Regions from separate parts of the Homo sapiens genome. Here region 1 is linked to region 2. A link is an interaction called in ENCODE POLR2A ChIA-PET data of the cell type or tissue named here. Cell type or tissue: endothelial cell of umbilical vein. All regions are shown on one strand. Each heading gives the region's core, and the rest is flanking DNA. Links, peaks and the distances in the headings are about the cores only. Region 1 overlaps COPG1 (coat protein complex I subunit gamma 1). Region 2 overlaps IFT122 (intraflagellar transport 122).

Region 1 (4,386 bases), core at 312-4,311, 190 kb before region 2:
CCCTCGGAAATGTGCCCACATCCTCACCAAGATTCTTTATCTCATAAACCAGGTAACAGGGTGAAGCTTGCGGGTAGGGAGAATGGTGCTGGGGGATTGGAGGGGAGTGGACAAATCATGATCACTCTTAGGCTATTGGACAGCCTCTGTGTGGCTGTAGACAACAGCTCAGCTCTGGGTCCCCTCAGCATCCAAGTCTCATATGTTGCCCTTGAGCCTCTTTAGGGTCTGGGGATCTGGTGTGGGCTGATCCTGAAAGAACTGCTGTCTGACCCTCTGTCCCAAGCTGAGACTTCTTTCTTGATTAACACAGGGGGAGCACCTGGGGACCACGGAAGCGACCGAGGCCTTCTTTGCCATGACCAAGCTCTTTCAGTCCAATGATGTAAGTGCCTCAACCCAGCTTTCCTTGAGAGGTGGCAGCTGTAACAAGGTGGTGGGAGGGCCAAAGAGAGCTGGCCCCACCAGTCAGTGTGGGCTGCCTTTGTGGAGACAGGAGGTATCTTCTCCCAACTCTGGCCCTTGGTGAGCCCGGGCTGATAGGGCTTTTCCCACCTATCTCCCAGCCCACACTCCGTCGGATGTGCTACTTGACCATCAAGGAGATGTCTTGCATTGCAGAGGATGTCATCATTGTCACCAGCAGGCAAGTCATGGGGTTGTGGGTGGCTCTTCTGATGGGTTCCATTGACAGACCATTTTTTTCTTGTGTGTACCAGACAGTGAGACTTGGTTGCATATTGCCAGCTGCCCACCCCGTGGCAGCTTCCCTGTTACCACTGCCCACCCCATGGCAGCCTCCAGGTGTGCTGTTTCTATTTTAATTCTCTGACCTTGACTTGGACACAAATGCTTCCTTTTCTTGATTTCTCTTAGTCAACCAAACCAGCTTAGAACTTTCCCAAAGACTTTCTTGAGTATAAAGAGAGAACACAAGAAAAATAAACAAGAGAGTACAAGCGGTATACTGCTTACTAAGTGACTGGTGTCTGCTTTAAGCTAAGCAATTCAGGGACAGATGTGACTAAAGTGTAATCACTGCCCTTAAGAACTGGGGCTCAGTTCTCTTATTTCTTCCTGCCACAGTTTAAGGTTGTGGGGGTCATACATTGATTTGTAGGTTCAGTTAGAAAATATTGTCTGTCAGTCCCTGTGTGTAGCTCTGGGGATATAGCAACAAAAAAGATAGACATGGCCTCTGTAGCCCCAGAATTTACAGAGAAATAACCAGGCATCAGGCCATTAAGGTAGGGTGTAATATAGTTTATCACGGAAGTATTATGGGCTATGAGAGCAGACCAGAAGAGCATCCAGCTTGATTAGAATTACGAAAGTCCTCCCAGAGGAATGATCTAAGTGGAGTCCTGAAGGATGAGTAAGAAATAGTAGGACAGGACAGGCGCAGTGGCTCATGCCTGTAATCCCAGCACTGTATCCACAATGTAATCCACAGACTGCGATGGGTGGATCACTTGAGGTCAGGAGTTTGAGACCATCCTGGCCAACATGGTGAAACCCCGTTTCTACTAAAAATACAAAAATTAGCCAGGTGTGGTGGCGCACACCTATAATCCCAGCTACTGGGGAGGCTGAGGCAGGAGAATTGCTTGAACTGGGGAGGTGGAGGTTGCAGTGAGCTGAGATCATGCCACTTACACTCCAGCCTGGGTGACAGAACGAGACTGCGTCTCAAAAAAAAAAAAAAAAAGCCAGGAGTGATGGCTCATGCCTGTAATCCCAGCAGTTTGGGAGGCCGAGGCGGGTGGATCACAAGGTCGGGAGTTCAAGACCAGCCTGGCCAACATAGTGAAACCCCCTCTCTACTAAAAATACAAAAATTAGCCGGGTATGGTGGCATGTGCCTGTAGTCCCAGCTGCTGGGGAGGCTGAGGCAGTAGAGCTTGAGCTCGGGATGTAGAGGTTGCAATGAGCCAAGATCGCACCCCATTGCGCTCCAGCCTGGGCGACAAAGCGAGACTCTGTCTCAAAAAAAAAAAGAGTAGGACAGAGTGGAGGTGAGGGGTGAGGAATGCTACAGGCTGAGGAAACAGCACATGCAAAGGCTGGAGAGGAGTGAGCATAGCCAGTTAGGGAAGTTCAAGGAGTTACATTCAGGTCACTGGCAGTAGGAAGCTATGGAAACTTTTTAGCAAAAGCAGGGGGATGACCTGTTTGGTTTTGAGTCTTATGAAACTCCCTCCAGCAGCTGTGTGGAGTTAGGCTTGGAGGGGCAGGAATAGAGGGAGAGCACTGGTTAGGAGGCTCGTGTAGTAATCTGGGCAAGGGTGGTGTTGGGAGCTGGAGAGGAGTAAACAGGCCCAGGCTCTCTGCATGCTGACAATGCCTTCTTCCCTGCAGCCTAACAAAAGACATGACTGGGAAAGAAGACAACTACCGGGGCCCGGCCGTGCGAGCCCTCTGCCAGATCACTGATGTGAGTCGTGCCGGTTCCTCCCTGCTTCCTGGCCTCTTGATTGAGGCCTCGGCATCATCTTTTGCATTCTTTGGGGTGTCCCCTATCACTGAGCCAGGTGATGTGGGGTGGAGGCAGTGTGCAGGAGCACATGAGAAACGCTTACTTCCTCCTCATACTCATCTCTGCCCCCATTCCTGCACTCCTGAGAGCTGCCAAGGACTGACTGGATCTCCTTCCACCCTGCTCCTTTTGCCCACAGAGCACCATGCTGCAGGCTATTGAGCGCTACATGAAACAAGCCATTGTGGACAAGGTGCCCAGTGTCTCCAGCTCTGCCCTCGTGTCTTCCTTGGTGTGTAGTTGCTGCTGGAGCCCTGCTGGGGGTGGGGTAGAAAATTGAAGAAAATTTAAGAGTCACATTCCAGTAGGAAAAAAGAAAGTGTTTCTTTCTTTCTTTTTTTTTTTTTGATTGAGACGGAGTCTCACTCTGTCACCCAGGCTAGAGTGCAGCGCCACGATCTCGGCTCACTGCAACCTCTGCCGCCGGGGTTCAAGTGATTTTCTTGCCTCAGCCTCTTGAGTAGCTGGGATTACAGGCGTCTGCCACTGTGCCCAGCTAATTTTTGTGTTTTTAGTAGAGACAGGGTTTCATCATCTTGGCCAGGCTGGTCTTGAACTACAGACCTCATGATCTACCCGCCTCGGCCTCCCAAAGTGCTGGGATTGCAGGCGTGAGCCACTGTGCCTGGCCTCTCTTTCTTCTTTTTTTTTTTTTGAGACAGAGTCTCACTCTGTTGCCCAGGCTGGAGTGCAATGGCTCGATTTCAGCTCACTGCAACCTCTGCCTCCCTGGCTCAAGCGATTCACATGCCTCAGCCACCTGAGTAGCTGAGATTGCAGGTGTGCACCACCACGCCCAACTGATTTTTGTATTTTTGGTAGAGACGTAGTTTCACCATGTTGGTCAGGCTGGTCTTGAGCTCCTGACTTCAAGTGATCCACCCGCCTCGGCCTCCCAAAGTGCTGGGATTACAAAGCGTGAGCCACCGCACCTGGCCAAAATAAAGTATTTCTGTATCTGTAAGCCTGAGAGTCCCACCCTTCTCAGTGAAGACAGCCAAGAAACTCTGGGGTGATTGAAGAGAGTCGTGGGTGGATGGTGTTGACCCATGCCTTGGGGAGGGACATTGAGGGTGGGAGCATCCTGAGTTTGTCCATGGTCTCTGAGGACCAGGACAGTGGCGAGCCCCTGAGCTGTGTCTGAGGGAAGACCAGAACTGGGCCCAGAATGTGTGATGGGGACACTTCCTACCTGCCCCTTAATGTGTCCTGTTGCCCACAGCACCTGCTGAAGTGCAGCTTTGACGTGGTCAAGCGCTGGGTGAATGAGGCTCAGGAGGCAGCATCCAGTGATAACATCATGGTCCAGGTGAGATGTGAGCAAGGGAGTGATATTTAAAACACTCAGGCAGGTGGTAAGGCACTGGCCAGTTGGCATGGACACTTGCCACCGAGATCCTTGTGACCCCTGGCCATAGCAGGCTTTAATCCTTTCGTCATTGGATCATGGGAGGAATTAGGAGGTCCTGGGTTAGAGAATCCAGGGTACCACTTGGGGCGCTTGGGTTACAGACTGCTTACCAGCTGGTGCTGAAATATTCAAGTATTTTGATAACCAGCTGAGTATTGTTTTGGAGCATATGATGTGGCAAACTTGGCCAAGGCAGGCAGAGGGCCGCCTAAATTTAGGCCTTTGCCAGCCTGGCTTTGTTATGATGTGTGGAATTATCTTGATGAGGCTTTCATCCACTTTACTCTTCCTCAGTGACCTAGGACAGCCGTTCCTTTTATCTCTCTGGCTCTTGGTTTCCTTGTCTGTAAAATACGAATGAAGGTTACTGCCTCACAAAGCAGCAAGGACGAGCTGAGATCATGCATGTAACATGTGACCCATCTGGGTCATGAGTGCC
Region 2 (4,386 bases), core at 199-4,198:
GGATCAACAGAAAGGAATGTCTGGGTTAAGATAAAGGATTGTGGAGACCCATGTTCTTATTTGCAGAGGAAGCCTTCGGGTACTAGGCTTCAGAAAGAATAGGTTGTAAAATGTTTCTTCTCACCCTGCAAAACAGAGTCTTGCTGTCACCCAGGCTGGAGTGCAGTGGTGCAATCTCGGCTCACTGCAACCTCTGTCTCCCGGGTTCAAGCAATTCTCCTGCCTCAGCCTCCCTAGTAGCTGGGATTACAGGCGCCCGCCACCACACCTGGCTAATTTTTGTATTTTTAGTTGAGACAGGGTTTCACCATGTTGGTCAGGCTGGCCTCAAACTCCTGACCTCGTGATCCGCCCGCCTCGGCCTCCCAAAACGCTGGGATTACAGGCATGAGCACCGCACCCAGCCTAAAATGTTTATCATACTTAAAGTCTGTGTTGATATTAATGCCGGAGAGGTACAATGAGGCATGTCAGAGGCCCACTTCCCGTCATGGCCTGAAACAGTCTCTCAGGTTAAATTTTAAAAGAGCCCTGGTTGAGGAGGAAGTCCATTCAGACGGTTGGGGGGGCTTACAATTTTATTTTTGTTTTACACTTGTTATTTCTCACTTTCATGTCTTTGCTTGTTTTATTTTCTTTGCCTGAAATGTCCTTTACCCAGTGTCCTCCTCCATGTTTCAAAAGCCCTACCTTTTTCAAATATCTTCTTCATTAATCTTTTTCTGATCCTCTCCTTGAATTAAAATGCTGTTGAAGCGGCGTCATTGTCTGGGGTAAATATCCGAGATTTGTTGTCTCAACAGCAATGGAAAACTAGGATACGGACACACCAGAGTGAGGTTACGAGTAGAAGTTTAACAGGCGAAAGAAAGAGAAGAGCTCACTGCAGCTGACAGCGTTCTCGAAAAAATGAGTTGCCACCTCTGTGGTGAAATGCAGGTTTTATAGATAAGCTTGAGGAGGTGGTGTCTGATTTACATAGGGCACAAAAGATTGATTGGATTGGTGTTTCATTTGCATAACTTTCGAAAAACTGGTTAGGGCTAGGTGTGTCATTTGCATTGGGTGCGAAAAGCTGGCCACCCCCACCCTAATCTTTTATTATGCAGTTGGGTTATTTACGTGGCCAGCGCCATGTTGCCCGTTTCTTTACTGTACACGTGGTGACAAATTAAAGGGAGGACAGAACCTCCATGTTGAACATACTTGGCCCCCAGGTAGCCTTTTTCTATTGGCACAGCTGCCGGCATTCACCAGTGCAAGCTTCCAGCTTGCCTTTTTATTTATTTATTTATTTTTTTTTTTTGAGACGGAGTCTTCCTCCGTCGCCCAGACTGGAGTGCAGTGGCATGATCTTGGCTCACTGCAACCTCTGCCTCCCAGGTTCTAGTGATTCTCCTGCCTCAGCCTCTCGAGTAGCTGGGATTACAGGCGCTCACCACCCACCACCATGCCCAGCTAATTTTTGTATTTTTGGTAGAGACAAGGTTTCACTATGTTGGCCAGGCTGGTCTCGAACTCCTGACCTCAAGTCTTCCTCCTGCCTTGGCCTCCCAGAGTGCTGGGATTACAGGCATGAGCCGCTGCGCCAGGCCTCAGCTTGCCTATCTATGTTTGCAGCTCGATTTTTCAGGCTGCTCTTTGTTAGAAAAAAATAATTTCTTGGGCTGCTTTTTATTAAAAGGGAAGTTCTGCCGAAGACTCTTTTACCTTCACTATCTGGCTAAATAATTTCTTTCTAGCTCCTGTATCACTGCGTCTTCCTCCTTCGAATCCTGTTTTCATGTGTCTCTTAAAGCCTTTATCAGAGTACTGTTCTGTATTTCATCCAATCTAATAGGTCATTGATTATAAAATACCATTGTTTTGTGTATCAATAAGAAAGCAAAAAATGCTGCCAGTTACACTGAAACATCATCAATTATAAGACACAACCTTAGAGGTGAGAAAATGTGAAAAAAAAATGTAAGCTTTAGAATTGATGACATATGGTAGTTCTTTGTGAAAGTGTCTGTTTCACACCTTCTCACTGGATAGTAATTTCCCTGAGGGGAGGGAGGGATTATGATCTGTTCATATCTGTTGGTGCCTGGCACCTAAGAGGGACTCAGTAAGTATCTGTGGATTTACTGGCCCTTAACACATTCTCTCATGTTGTCTAGCCTTTATGATATTATTAGAAGAGTTAATACCCTCAACAGTTGACCCTTTGAATAATTTCTTGTGTCTGGCTTCTGGACAAGAGGAAATCAGGACAAAGAGCTAACTACTGAGTGGATCATGATTGAATGGGCTGCTGTGGTGTGGCGGTTGAATGGAATTTGCAACAAATGCAATTCGTAGTTATTCTTTTTCTCCTCAGTACACACACAGTGTTTCTTAATGGCAATAAAGTTTACTTTCCTGGCCATTAGCAGACTTCATCATTTTGGTTCCTAATTGTCTTTTTCCCTTGTCTTCTGTTCAGTATAAATGACATCGCATTTAAGCCTGATGGAACTCAACTGATTTTGGCTGCCGGAAGCAGATTACTGGTAGGATTTTGTCTTAGTTTCCTCTTAAAGTGCTTCCCTAACCTCCCTCTTGTGAGTACTCTGAAATTTGACCCTTTTTTTTTTTTTTTGAGATTAAAAAGGCAAGGGTGGAAAAACCTTCCCTATTACTTTTTAATAGGGATGGAAATGGGCTATTTAAAACGGGCAAGTAAACTATCAGATAAGAACCTGTGAACAATACCACCTTTGGGGTCATTCATCTTTCCCTTTTTACTTTGAGACACCCATGAAAGAGTTGAAAACAATCACAATGCCTTTGAAACTGGACTGGTGTCAGTTTACATTTTGTCCCCCAGAAAAATTCAAGCAACAGGACTGACGGTGCTGTGTCCATGAAAAGTCAGATAGCCTGACCCCAACTTTTAGGCATTGGCCTATCTAAACAGTTCCATATGGATGTTGTCCTATTTTTCATATTTTCAAATAACATAAGCTCCCTCTGGAACCTATCCAGGTATATAAAAGTAATTTTCAGAGAACCCCTTATGTTTGACCAAAAAACCTTTGTATGATCTCTCTTTCTGTCTAAGTCTACTTCCTCTTCTCTGTTGTCTCTAGATACGCAGACTGATTAATCTCCATTCTTTGTATGGTTAACTACATAATCTTAAAACATGGTTAAATTGTTCTGCAGACTTCTCTCCAGTGTAAACAATCCAAACTCTATTAGTTTTTCTACATAGGTTATCTTTTCCAATACTCTAACCATTTCAGAAAGTTTCCGCTTGATTTCTCAGATGGTGTGTGTGTGTGTGTTTTTTTTTTTTTTTTTTTTTTTTGGAGACAGAGTCTGGCTCTGTCGCCCAGGCTGGAGTGCAGTGACGCGATCTCGGCTTACTGCAAGCTCCACCTCCCGGGTTCACACCATTCTCCTGCCTCAGCCTCCTGAGTAGCTGGGACTACAGGCGCCTGCCGCTACGCTCAGCTAATTTTTTGTATTTTTAGTAGAGACGGGGTTTCTCCGTGTTAGCCAGGATGGTCTCGATCTCCTGACCTCGTAATCCACCCACCTCGGCCTCCCAAAGTGCTGGGATTACAGAGGTGAGCCACCGCGCCCGGCCAGATGGTGTGTTTTTAAACTCTCCACATAGTGATAGATGTCACATGGCTATCAAATACCTAAATCCATATTACAGCTGGGTTTTATTTTATTTCTTAGAGACAGGGTTGTGCTCTGTTGCCCAAGCTGGTGTGCAGTAGTGCAGTCATAGATCACTGCAGCCTCAAACTCCTGGGCTTAAGGGATCTTCCCACCTCAGCCTCCCGAGTAGCTAGGACTGTGGACACACACCACCTCGTCCACCTAATTTTTATTTTTTTTTATTTTTATTTATTTTTATTTTTTGTAGAGATGGGGTTTCACTTAGTTGCCCAAGCTGGTCTTGAACTCCTGGTTTCAAGCAATCCTCCCACTTCAGCCTCCCAGAGTGTTGGGATGACAGGAGTGAGCTACCATGCCTGGCCTACAGTTGGGTTTTATAACATTCCCTCCTACTTGAAAGCCCAGAGTTCTGTGACTTTCAAATTCTTGGTAGCAAATATGAAACATCTATTATGTTGATTTAGTGCAGAGCTGGCATTAAAATTTAATCATGTTGTAGCTGGCTCTTTTTATGGGCTAGTTTTATTTAGGAGGGCCTGCCTTGATCAATCATATATCCAAATTCAGGTAAGGATGAGTATAAAGAATTTCCATGGAGTGAGTAATTGAACCTTTGGTTCTCAAGGATTGGTAGTATATTCCTGGTCACATAGTACATAGACCTGGGTCCTCTACTTCTTGGTTACCCAACTTTAAGTCACGTTGTTTTTGGTTTTGCAGTGCAGTTTT

What was found. Peaks named below come from ENCODE experiments on the same cell type or tissue, not always from the same donor. Only the 100,000 strongest peaks of a DNase experiment are listed, where the experiment ranks them.
Region 1: POLR2A ChIA-PET joins it to region 2 with 9 read pairs; 3 of 35 experiments call an interaction of 5 or more read pairs at or near these places.

The regions. Positions count from the first base shown.
Region 1 is chr3:129,252,310-129,256,695 of GRCh38, forward strand. It overlaps COPG1 (coat protein complex I subunit gamma 1), which reads left to right. Exons shown (of 24, transcript NM_016128.4): 3 at 1-52; 4 at 314-385; 5 at 567-646; 6 at 2,359-2,434; 7 at 2,676-2,768; 8 at 3,759-3,845. Among named protein-coding and RNA genes, the nearest start is that of COPG1, 4.9 kb to the left of the region's middle. In endothelial cell of umbilical vein, for the core only: no CTCF peak of the experiment used is centred there; no DNase peak of the experiment used is centred there.
Region 2 is chr3:129,447,404-129,451,789 of GRCh38, forward strand. It overlaps IFT122 (intraflagellar transport 122), which reads left to right. Exons shown (of 30, transcript NM_052989.3): 2 at 2,468-2,534. Among named protein-coding and RNA genes, the nearest start is that of IFT122, 9.4 kb to the left of the region's middle. RefSeq lists enhancers at 943-1,237, 1,983-2,699. In endothelial cell of umbilical vein, for the core only: no CTCF peak of the experiment used is centred there; DNase peaks (open chromatin) are centred at 2,358 and 2,968; H3K27ac peaks cover 1,915 bases.